Regions from separate parts of the Homo sapiens genome. Here region 2 is linked to region 1. A link is a contact called in ENCODE Hi-C or POLR2A ChIA-PET data. All regions are on one chromosome and are shown on one strand. The core of a region is the stretch at or near the end of the contact, and the rest is flanking DNA. Distances in the headings are between cores, read along the strand shown. Region 1 has its middle 110 kb from the start of MDH1. Region 2 has its middle 100 kb from the start of UGP2.

Region 1 (6,662 bases), core at 3,982-6,481:
TGTTGCTAACAACCCAGCACATTCCTGGGAGCTCATTTAGCTGCTAAAGTCATTATTGCATTTGCTGTAGAATATTAGAGTTGAAAATACTATTAGAGTTGTTAAGGATTCTGCAATTGTATACATCATTTATTGATTAATGGACCATTCACTAATGCTTATGGAGTGTTCTGAAAAATCCAGAGCTACTTGATTTATGTATTTCTGCTAATACCATTTCTTGAAAATTAGTGTTGTTTTCTACCTTATTTATAATGCTTTCATACTAATTTGTCTGTGTATATTTTTAAATTCTTCTCTGCACATATTAAACCTTTATCATTCTTCCCTCCTCTTCTCTACTGTATTTTCACAGCAAAACTTATGAACAGAGGGTTTAAGGTTAAATATGTCTGTTTTATGGTATAGAAAAAGAGTTAATCAGTTGTGTCTAAGATAATAAAGGAAAACTATTGTCTGAAGTCATTTAGAATAGATCAATGATTGGTGAAGTGATTCAATCAAAAATATACTTTTTAGTTGACAATATTGCAGGAAACTACTAACTTGAAAAGACTAGGATAGTTAGCCTTTAGATGGTTAGGATTTCAAAGGCGGGTTGTTGAGAGGTACCTTATAATCTTTCTTTGATGTTGATGCAACTTCCCTCTTTTCCCCTTCTTTCTCTCCTCAAGTATTGTAGGACATGTATTTATTGTTTAAATGAAAAAAATGATAAAAATAATTATTGAGTATTTTACTCTGAATAAAGTGGATGACACTCTTGGTGACAAAGTCACAATTTAGGAGCCTTTTCAAGCAGGAAATAATTTTATTTTATTACCATTCATCAATATATACTGAAAATGTATCAAAGCACAAAATCTTGGGGACTCAATTCCATGTACTGATAAAGCATAGTTGTACCAAATAATTTGTACCAGAATTTCTTCATCTTTAAGAGTAGGAAGCATAAAAAAGGAAATGAAATGGAATTCTGACTTTGGTTCATATTTGTTTAAAAAACAATTGAAATGTAGCAGGTATGTATAAGTTAACATTGTTGGAGAGGAAAATGTGGCCTTTTTGAGATCAACAACAAATAGATTTTTCACATTTAGCCTATGAAACCTAAAGATAAGAAAAGGCAGGAAAAACACTGATTAGACTGAGAAGGGTTCAACTTCTGTCTGGTCAAAGTTTGCAGGCCAAGTTCTAAAAGAGAGTGAAATAGGGAGGAAATAGTTCAGTCAAAAATAAGAAACAAAAACACAGACAAATACAGGAACAATATTTTCAGAAACATTGACCAACAGAGTTGTGAATTCAAACTTACTAAATGAAAGTGTGAAGTATTTGGCATTATCTTATTTCTCTTACTTGTCTTATTTCCCTTATTTTCATTGATATGAATGTGGGAATGAGAAACCAAGGAACAACAGAAGAGAAATATGAAATGAATGAGGAATAGATAAAACAAAAAATTAAAACATTTATTTTCTCATTTCTTTGTCTCCTATGCTTTATTTACAGATTTTAGTATTTCCTTCCAAGACTACATATGCTTCATATATATAATTCAATAGATATCCTTTTTTTACTTTGTTATATTGATGAAGAGACTTATTTAGAAGATTTAAGATTAGAGTTGCTAGATCAAATCCTGCCATGCAGGACAACCAGTTAAATTTGAATTTCAGGTAAGCAATGAATACTTTTTTTAGCATAAATATGTCCCATATATTGCATGGGACACAGTTAAACTAAAAATTATTCATTGTTTACCTGAAATTCAAATTTAACTGTCTGTCTTGTATTTTTATTTGCTAAATCTGGTAGCCCTACTAGGAAAGAACCACTAGTCTTAAGAGAGGTGGATCTCCTTGGGCTCTTTTGGTTTATCAATATCTCCTACTTAAATTTTTTTAATAGATAAAAGTATACTTATCATGAGTGTATAGTTCATTGAACTTTCACAAATTGAACACACCCATGTAACCAGCACCCAGGTCAAAACCCAAAATGTTATCCACCCCCTAGAAGCCTCCCTTGTACCCTCTTCCAGCAACATGGTTTCCCAGAGCTTGACCTTTCCACTAAGGGTAATCATTATCCTGACTTCTAAAAGTATAAACTAGTTTTGCTTATTTCACAACTATTTTTATCTAGTGTCAGTGGCCTCATCCTTGTATTCTAAAAGAATATCCACTCACTTGATAGAAACAAAGACCCCCTGGCACCAGGTTAACTGACCATTTGATTTGGAGATGGTTGAGGTTGGGGGACAGCTCTTCCATCTCCATGTATTAAGGGAATTCTCTAGGAAGTGGTATTTATCTAGAACCCCACAGTGGGTAGCAGGTGGGTAGAACCTTCCGGTGGACCTAAGAGATAATAAAGGCAGAAATCTAGAAGTTGTGGGTCTTCCAGAATGTGGTCAGGTTATAAATTTTGGCTAGGAGGGGCTGAGAACCAAGCAGGTGGTTTGGTTGATGACACCTGAGAGACTGTAAGAACTAGGCATTTGACACACTCCCGCATGCACATCTTCATGGAAGTGATCCGATCCGTTGCTAATACCCCAGCAAGTTTCTTCTTGGCAGTGTTGGTCTGCAATGGCACAGCTTTGTTGTATAAAGTTGTTCCATGAAGCCATGAAATTTTTCTGTCATTCCCTCAGTTTGTAGACAGATAACTACGCCCGTTCTACAAGAATGCATCATTATCATTACCATAACTAAGGACAGAAACCAGAAGGGGTCCCTTCCCCTTCTCTCCAGTAGTATTGAGGGGGAAGACCACAGGAATAGAGCTCCAAGAGAAGGCAGAGCAGGACCTTCACCTCCACCAGCCTGGAAAATGAGGCTCCAGGGACCCACTACAGTTCACTGAGTACACACCAATGCTTCCTTGGAGCAGAGCCCACGTGGCTGAGACACCCATGGTAGCAATTGGGTAATTGGGTAAAGAGTCAGAGTATATGACCTGGGTGGTTAAGAATCCTTTTCTGACCAGAATCTTAGGTTAGGAATCCAGGTGATTCAGTTTGGCAAGGACCACCAAATATTTAACTGGCTGATGCCAGAAAGTCTGAATGGTTTCTCAGTAGCAGCCTTCCAGGCAAAAGTGAGATATCAAAATATTTGCCTCTCCACCAAGCTCAAAACAAAGAAGGTAAAACATAGTTCTTCCATCCCCATCACTGCATTCCTCCCCTACCTGGTACATAGTCTGTCCTGTTACAGAAGAGGGTATTTGTTGCAGTATTATTTATAATACCAAAAAAGCAGAACACTCTATTCAAGAATGGGACTTTGACTAAATAAATTACGCCACAACCAAACAATGTAATCCTATTCAGTCTTAAAATGATGTTGTAGAAGAAAATGTAGTAGTAGTTATAGTAGCTGTAGTAGTAGTAGTAGTTATAGTAGTTGTAGTAGTGTGGGCCCCATAAAGCCCACACTACCTGCCAGCATTGTTCTAAGTACTTGGCAAATGTTGACTCACTTAAATATTTACAACATTTTGTGAAGTAGGAGCCATTATTATCCCCATTTTACAGATGAGGAATTTGCAGAAATTATTTCAGTTAAAGGACACGCCCAAGGGTCACACGGTAAGTGATGAGCCAAGATTCAAATTCAGATAGATCCAGAGTCCACTCTATGAACTGTTGCATAATGACAAATGAAATGTTAATCATTTATAATTATAGGAAAAAGCAGGCTAAAAAACAGTTTGAAAAGTGTGATTCCAATTCCGTATCAAGCACTAAAAAATCGTATGATCATACACACAAAGAAAATTTGTTGTGTTGCCTGCCATGGTGTTAATAGTATTACCTCTGAGAAGTTGCATTTAAGTGATTCTTATTTCCTTTTTAATAATTTTCTATAATGTCTATATTTTCTATAATAAATCTTTATGATTTCTTCTTTTGAAACAGAGTCTCACTCTGTCACCCAGGCTGGAGTGCAGTGGCGTGATCTTGGCTCACTGCACCCTAGACTTCCTGGGCTGAGGTGATTCTCCCACCTCAGCCTCTGGAGTAGCTGGGACTACAGGGGTGTACCACCATGCCAGGCTAATTTTTGTATTTCTTGTAGAGATGGGGTTTTGCCATGTTGCCCAGGCTGGTCTTGAACTCCTGAGTTCAAAAGTGATCCTCCTACCTTGGCCTCCCAAAGTGCTGGGACTACAGGTATGAGTCACCATGCCCAGCCTATGACTTTTTTTTTTTAAGATAGAGTCTCGCTCTGTCGCCTGTTGCCCAGGCTGGAGTGCAGTGGCGTGATCTCGGCTCACTGCAACCTCCACTTCCTGGGTTCAAGTGATTCTCGTGCCTCAGCCTCCTGAGTAGCTGGGATTATGGATGTGCAGCACCATGCCTGGCTAATTTTTGTATTTTTATTAGAGACGGGGTTTCACCATGTTGGCCAGGCTGGTCTCAAACTCCTGACCTCAGGTGATCTGCCACCTTGGCCTCCCAAAGTGCTCGACTTTTTTAATGAGGAAAAAATTCTAAGACAAAATGATTTCTTGAGGTGAAATCAGCTCAACAATTGTGACCTTTATGCAAGGTCTTCTGGTATGAAGACATGGAGAGAAGTCACATCCTATGGAAAGCTTTCAAAGGACATTCCCAGATCACATCATGCCAACTGATTTGCCTCAGAGGAAAATGAACTTCAAACTCATTAATGCGTAAACTCAGTGCCTGGGAGGCAAGCTATGTTGAGCACCAAGCAGATGTTAGAATGTTGAAGCTGGCAGGGACCTGGAGCCTCTAGAATCTAATCCCTCTGTTGGCACAGACTGAGGCTGGAGGGGATGCCTATGGAAAGTCAAGTCAGGTAACAGGGAGGCACTTACAGAAAATGGCATTTGCCCTAGGAAGCAGAAGTAAGCAGGAAATTTCACAAGTCATTTAAAATTTAGTCACAGAATTTCCTGGCTAGCAAGAGAACACCTGAGATGACTTTTATCTTCTCGTGGCCACAGAAGTTTACTCAGAAAAAGAGGGAGGGGGGAATAAAGCTTTGTGAATGTATTGCAGTAAAGATTTATGCTTGGGAGAGTTCAAAATTAGCTGTGATGGAGAAGAATCCTGTTGCAGACAATGACATGGACATGTAGCCATCTTTTCCCAGACTACACCCTCTGACAGGATGCAGTTATACTCAGTATCTCCCTGGAAAATGACCCAGAGTTCCTGGACTTCCAGCCCAGTCTGGATTTCCTGAGGGAAGCTATTACTTAGTCAGGCCCCACCCTTCCAAGACATCACAGTGACTCATCTGAGCAAACTGGAGAGGGCTGGCAATCTCCAAGCAACACGGTTTCCCAGAGCTTGACCCTTCCAACAGCTACTCCCACAAACAGGGCCAATTAGCGAGTCCTGCTGATGAAGGAACACTCTCAGCAGCTCCCCTTCCCAGCTGGTTAGCAGCCACTGTCTTTCACCCATCCATGGTTGTAGGTCTCTCTCTGGCTCACTGATAATGTACTACCTCTAGAGGGCAGTTCAAAGCAGGATTCTCACTGAGTTCTGTAATGGTAGTACTTCACAGATTGTAATGAAATTATTCAAAATGTCCTCGTGAAAGAAACCCATGTTCTTTCATATAATGTCACAATTTTAGCTGTCCACTCAAGCAATTTGCAGGACCGAATCTGGATGCAAGTATTTAACTAAAAAGAACTATGTGATAACAGATGCTAGACTTACAAAGAAGGAACTGAGAGGATTCAGAGGGACGGTTGTTCCCACTAAGGTGGTGTATAAAGCAGTTTTTGAGGCGCTGGCCTTTGAGCTGGGCCTTATTAAAGATGAGCTGATTTTGACAGGGAGATATGTTAAGGGAGGCAGAGGAAGAGGGATACCCAGACAGAGGGAGAAGTCTAAAAAAAAGTTTGGAGCTATAAAAGAATGAGTCATGGCATAACAAAGCGAGAAGTCTCGTTTTCTAACATAGAGGTATCCCATAGCCAGGGCAAACTGGGAAAAGAAATATTGAATCTAAGACACCATGATTGCCATCGATTGTAACATGCACTCTGATTTCAGAGGTGTTTCAAAGGTCTTTTAAAAAAATGTGTCTTAGAATTGACAAAACACAGTTAACTGGGATAGTATTATACAAGGTCTCAAAAACCAGCTAAGAGGGTAGATGGTGAGAAATGAGGAGCTTCTGAAGGCTTTTGAGCAGGGGTGTGAGGTTATGTTTTATGAAGATTGCTCATTGCTGTGGGTAAGGCCAAGGTAGAATATGCTTTGGGCTGGGCCTGGTGGCTCACGCTTGTAATCCTAGCATGGTGAGAGGCTGAGGCAGATGGATGTGTTGAGCCCAGGAGTTTGACACCCGCCTGGGCAACCTGACCAAACCTCATACAAAAAATGCAAAAATTAGCCAGGCATGGTGGTGCACACCTGTAGTCCCAGCTACTTGAGAGGCTGAAGTGGGAGGATCACCTGAGCCTGGGGAGGTCAAGGCTGCAGTGAGCCACGATCGTGCCACTGTACTGCAGCCTGGGTGACAGAGTGAGACCCTGTCTCAAAAAAAAAAAAAAAAAAAAACAAAAAGAAAAAAAGAAAAAAATGCTGTGCTAGAGCTACTTAATTAGTACAGGCTCCAGGGAACTAGAGAAGTGGTAGTGGGAATGGAAAAGGTCAGATACAA
Region 2 (6,039 bases), core at 1,686-4,185, 39 kb after region 1:
ACAAACATTTGAACATCACAGTATGCAAACAAATGTGAACCTAAACCATTGTTGAAAGCTGACCATGGCAAAATGCATGAAAGAAAGGAGCTGGATAAAAATTACTTGCTAAACCTGCAGTTTAAGTTATTGCACCTTTTTATTTTTTTTCTTAGTTTTCCTCACTGAAACCAAACATAGGCTGAGAAATTTTAAGTTGCAGAAGGATAGATAGATGGAGATAGATAGATAGACAGACAGACAGACAGACAGACAGACAGACAGACAGATAGATAGATGATAGACAGATGAAGAAATTTCCCACTTAAAAAATATGCCCTGTGAGTGGTTCTAATTTAGTTGAAGGAGTTTGGGTAAGTTCAGATTTCCATGGTAACTCTGATATCATTTATTCATTAAGCAAACATTTATAGAAGAATTACTTACTATGTGCCAGGTATCTTGAGGGCTACAAATACAGAACAATATTGCTTCTGACCTCATGAAAATGAGTATCTAGTGAGGAAAGTAAGATATGAATACAAATATCTATAATATAGAGTGGAAGTGATAGCTCCTATGATAGAGATGCAGATAAATTGTTACAGGAGTTCAGAAAAATTATAGGTCCCTTGCAGTTAAGAGAGACCAAGAAAAGCTGGGCAGGCAGAGAAGGTGATATCAGAACCGTGGCCTTAAACTGTAAGGAGAGGTAGAATCTGAACAGGTAGAAAGAGGGAGCAAGAACCGGTGGGACAAAGGGACAAAATCAGAGCATTTCTGGGCATGTGAAGGAAGAACAGGAAGCTCAGAAGACTGTGGGACAAGGAGCAATGCGCCACAGGATGGGAAACAGGGTTGAGTCAGACAGTGCAAGGTCTTGGATGCCATGAGAAAGAGTTCATATTTTATATTGTAGCCAACAGAGAGCTATTAAGGTTTTTGAGCAGGGAAGTAATAGGGAAGAGCTGTATGTGGGAAAGATTAACTTGTAATCCAAGTATAAAATCATGTAAAAAGGGTCGGAGGAAGGGGCCCAAAGTGGGAAAACCAGTTAGGAGTCTATTACCATGGTCCAAAAGAGAGAGACACCGTCAGACTAGAGGCATGGAAGAAAGAAATATTATGAAATCAGAATCGAATAAATGTTTCATATTCTTGTTGTTAATTGTGTTCCAGAAAGCTAAATTCTATTAAGTTAATATAGAAACAAGCTTTGACTGACTGGTGACAATATCAGGCACCTGTACCCAAAGATACACAGAAAATAACCCTAGCTCTCTGTTAAAAAAGAAACTTATAATACCAATGGTTTTCGAGAGTCCTTTCCAGTTAAATTTTTCTTTTTGAAATACTTAATCCATCATTAAGATTCTCCAGGGAGAGTTCTCATAATCCAGAGGTTAAGGATTGCAGAATTCTAGACACTGAAGTCTAGGCCAGTTTCCCCACCTCCAATTTTACTGACAGTGAAACTGAACACCATAGAGGAAATGACTTCTCCAGGAAAACATTGCTGGTTAGAATGCAAATCTCCTGATCTCTGACCCTCATCTCATTAATGCATATTCTGCTGTGGATATTCTATGTTGGCTAGAACTGAAGTATCAAAATAAAGTGACTCTTTTAGTTCACATGGGCTTAAAAAATTGGTTTCAAATAAATAGCAAACAAAAAATATGACTCCATCAGAAAATTGGAAACCTGCAAGGTATTGCTGTCTGGATGAAATACTGATGTACCACATGCCTTACTTATCAGGTATCATAAAACACTGGCTTAAATGCAATGTAGCAACCACTTAACTCTGTGGAAAACTCTGATTACTTAGGGGAATTCCTTAGGTCTTACAGAGAACTTGTGGTCTCCAAAATATAATACCAAACTTTTTTTTATTGAGAACACCAAATATGTTTTTAATAGAATTCAATTTAGGATTTCAGGAAGTAACTGAAAATCTGCAGCCTATAGGCATTGCAGAAATGAAGGAAAAGGGCATCAGTCTCTCAAAATTCTGGCAGGAAAGGAGTGGCTATCTCCAAAGTTATTTTTCCTCTGGAATAAGCTGCTTGCTGGTGCCAAAGAACAGCTCATCAGCAATGTTGTTTGATTTTGTAGGGATGTTTTGAAAGAGAAAAAAAAATTAGGAATGAATGCTGTGATTTTTTAAACCTCATATCCCAAAACCTATAATAATTTTGCTGCTTTTTATTTTTAAAAAACAAAACCAAATGTTTGAGATTTGATTTTGAGTCCACCATGTTCACTGCAGGCATATTATGTCAATCTTATTACAAGATGCAGCATGTAATTTCTTTAAATGCTGCCAAAGACAAAGAAAAAAAAAACCATATATTACCTTATAGACTCAAACGACAGCACAAAAACAAGCTATAAACTACCATTTCTCTACCTCTCCTGGAGGGCTCTCATCCTCCAAAAATGTACAGGGATGTCTCATGTGTACTCCCAAAACAGTTCTCTTGGCTGCCATGTGGTTCACAATTCTCCATGCCTGATATAAGCAGCTGCTGGCAATCCTTCAAGCCATGTCCCACTGCCCACCAAAAGCACTACCACCACTGTTGCAGTTGCTGATGTGTGCAAGCAGGCCTCCAAGGCTCAAAGCTCAACTTCAAGGGCATCAAAGATATTGATAGTCCTGGAGCCAAGGCTGCTGCTGCTGGCACCAATATTCATGACACAAACAAGCTGCACTCTCCATGTCCTAAGAAGATTAGCAAACACCAACTCCTTTAGTTTCTACTAGGTCTTATATTACAGACACTTTGGGGTCACAGAACTCAGAGACAGATGAGGTAGATGTTCAATAGCTATTTGTTGAAAGAATGAATTAGTCCTCCTTGCTGGGCTAGAAGCAACCTGAGTGGCAGACATCATGTGTACTCAGACATGTTCAACCTCATCTGCTGTCTTAATACAACCTCTGTACTTTGGTTCTTCCTTCCACTGGGATGAGTTCTTTCCTGGAGGCTACTTGAGTTGTCTTATAAGTAGAATTCCAGAAGGCCCATCCCACTAGATACCAGGCATGTCCAGATATGCCTGAATACTGGGGAAGATAAAACTTAGGCTCAACCTTTACCACATACTATCTTTCTTCATCTTAAAAAAGGAAATACAGAACTGACATAATTATACAAATAATTCAAGTTTTTGTTTTTCATTTGAATCTCATTGGGAGTTACAAATTGGCAGCCTGTAGGCTGAATCTGGCCAGATGATTTTTTTTTAAGCACACATGATTTTAAAAAATTTTGTTTGAGTTAGTATACATCTAGATCAGTGGTTCTCATACTTGAATGTGCATCAGAATCAAGCTTGTTACAACTCCAGGGCTTGTTAAAACTTAGATTGCTGGGCCCCACCCCCAGCATTTCTAATTCCATGGCTCTGGGTTGGGGGCCAGATAACTTGAATGTCTACCTAGTTCCTAATGTAGCTGGTCTGGAGACATATTCTGACAACCAGTGCTTAGGTGCTCTGTAGTTTTCCCACACCCCTCACCAGTCCCCATTGCATTTCATCTGACCCGTTTTATTCATTTCTATTACTAACTGCTTGGCCTGTGAGTCTGAAAATTCTGTGAGTCTCAATATTTCAGGTGAAATCCCTTTTACAGCATGACTCATGGAGATGATTGTATAATATTATCCACTTTATTTCACTTGTAATACGTGGTTTATCTATGGCCTCACAACAGAATGTTCAGCAAATACTCAGGTTCTTATTTTTTTTATCAGGGCTACTATTGACATTTGCTTGTTCAGGGGACCACCCCCACTCCTTCTCCTGTGCACATAGATCTGCTTGATATCAGCCCAATCCAGAAGTGGAAAATGAGAAAGGCCAGAATGCTTATGACAAATGAGAAAGCAATTTCATTTTTGTCTGTTTGATCATGTCACTTTTAGAATTAAATGGTGATTTTTCAAGCATATCTGTATTTGAAATTTTAATCTATACCTTGGTCAAAGACCAAACATTGCCTGAAAACCAAATACTGATTATATTCATAGCTATAGGCATAGTAATATGTGAGGATAATTTAAATCTGTCATAAAGGATAAATGTTTATGTTTTTTAAACTTTTTATTGAAGTATTACCAGATAAACAGAATAGTATATACATCATAAATGTACAGATCATTGAATTTTCACAACTGAACACACTCATGTAACTACCACCTAGAGCAAGAAAGAGATCATTACCAGCTCCCCAAAATCCCCCCGACAACCCTTTCAAATATTAACTCCCAAGGTTACTACTATGCTGACTTCTAACAGCATAGATTAGCTTTGCCTATTTTTGTAATTTGTACAAATGAACTTATACAATATGTACTCTATGTGTCTGGCTTTTTTTGATCAACATTATGTTTATTAACATTGTTTTTTAACTTTTATTTTAGGTTTGGGGGTACTTGTGAAGGTTTGTTATATAGGTAAATACATTTCACAGGGGTTGTTGTACATATTATTTTATCACCCCAGTATTAAGTCCAGTACCCAATAGCTATATTTTCTGCTCCTTTCCTTCCTCCCACCTCAAGTAGACCCCAGTGTCTGTTGTTTCCTTCTTTGCATTGATAAGTTCTTATCATTTACCTCCCACTTATAAGTAAGAACATGTGGTATTTAGTTTTCTGTTCCTGCGTTAGTTTGCTGAGGATAACAGCCTCCAGCTCCATCCATGTTTCCACAAAACACATGATCTCATCCTTTTTTATGGCTGCATGGTATTCCATGGTGTATATGTACCACATTTTCTTTATCCAATCCTAATTCTTTATCCAATTAGGTTGATTCCATGTCTTTGCTACTGTGAATAGTGCTACAATGAACATTCGGATGCATATATCTTCATGGTAGAATGGTTTGTATTTCTCTGGGTATGTACCCAGTAATGGGATTGCTGGGTTGAATGGTAGTTCTGCTTTTAGCTCTTTGAGGAATCACCACACTGCTTTTGTGGATAGCAGCAATCAAACTTTTGTGGAAAGCAGTGTGGTGATTCCTCAAAGAGGAATGGTTGAACTAATTTACACTTCTACCAACAGTGTATGTGTTCCCTTTTCTTGACAACCTTGCCAGTATCTGTTATTTTTTTACTTTTATTAATAATAGCCATTCTGACTGGTGTGAAATGGTATCCCACTCTGGTTTTGATTTGCACTTCTCTAATGATCAGTGATATTGAGCTTTTTTTTCATATGCTTGTTGGCCACATGTATACCTTCTTTAGAGAAGTGTCTATTCATGTCCTTTGTCCACTATTTAATGGGTTTTTGTTTTTCTCTTGTAAATTTAACATGGTTAATAAACATTAACATCACTAATGAACATTATGTTCATTAACATTGTTATATATAATCATAATTTGTTCACTGTCATTGCTGTATAGTATTCCATTATGTGATTACACTACAATTTAGTCATTCTACTATTGATGAGCATTTGGATTATTTACATTTTGATGGGGCTAGAAAAAGTGCTGCTACAAACATTCTCATATATGTCTTTTGCTGCACATATATGTGTACTTCTATTAAGTATATAGCTTGGGGTAGAATTGCTGAGTCAGAGGATATATGTATATTCAGCTGTAGGAGATTCTGCCCAAAAGTTTTCCAAAGTGATTGTGCCAATTTATACTTCTATTAGATGTGTATCAAAGTTCCAGTTTCTCCACATTGTTTCCAACACTTTGGATTTTACTTATTACTCTAAAGAGAGATTTGACTAGATTTAAGTTATCAGTGTCTTTATCTAATTTTCATACATCTTAAGTTCACTGCACACCTTCTATCACTTTCAAGCAATCAAGGCATACATCTTTCTTTAATAAATGATTGGGCTTCGCAACCAATTTGTAAATAGATACCTTAGTGAATTTGCTGTCTAAGTGAATATTCCTCCTGCCATAAATTATCTGTTTGTTTTTAAGCCACAAAGTATATTATGAATGGGAAGATAATGATTATTCTCTGTGTTTGCAGCTGTAATCTAAATGTGTAACCAACATTACTTTGCATTTGG

Evidence for each region. Hi-C counts contacts between places; a loop is a spot of excess contacts on that map. ChIA-PET counts read pairs that join two places held with the same protein, here RNA polymerase II (POLR2A). Pooled maps may share reads with other maps.
Region 2: a map of mammary epithelial cell shows a loop between it and region 1 (5-fold over the local background). The contact joins two enhancer-like sites. A Hi-C loop is called at or near these places in 5 of 168 maps with a recorded cell type or tissue (Caco-2, PC-3, ascending aorta and 2 more) and 6 of 50 pooled maps. POLR2A ChIA-PET finds 5 or more read pairs at or near these places in 10 of 52 experiments (A549, AG04450, HepG2 and 7 more).

What each region holds. Positions count from the first base shown.
Region 1 is chr2:63,693,745-63,700,406 of GRCh38, forward strand. It overlaps a transcript of WDPCP not described here. Among named protein-coding and RNA genes, the nearest start is that of MDH1, 110 kb to the left of the region's middle. Within about 2 kb of position 5,232, at least 14 of the 41 ENCODE cell types and tissues checked have a DNase peak (open chromatin) inside an H3K27ac peak, as active enhancers do; they include mammary epithelial cell, where a contact is called at or near this core.
Region 2 is chr2:63,734,641-63,740,679 of GRCh38, forward strand. It overlaps a transcript of WDPCP not described here. Among named protein-coding and RNA genes, the nearest start is that of UGP2, 100 kb to the right of the region's middle. Within about 2 kb of position 2,936, at least 4 of the 41 ENCODE cell types and tissues checked have a DNase peak (open chromatin) inside an H3K27ac peak, as active enhancers do; they include mammary epithelial cell, where a contact is called at or near this core.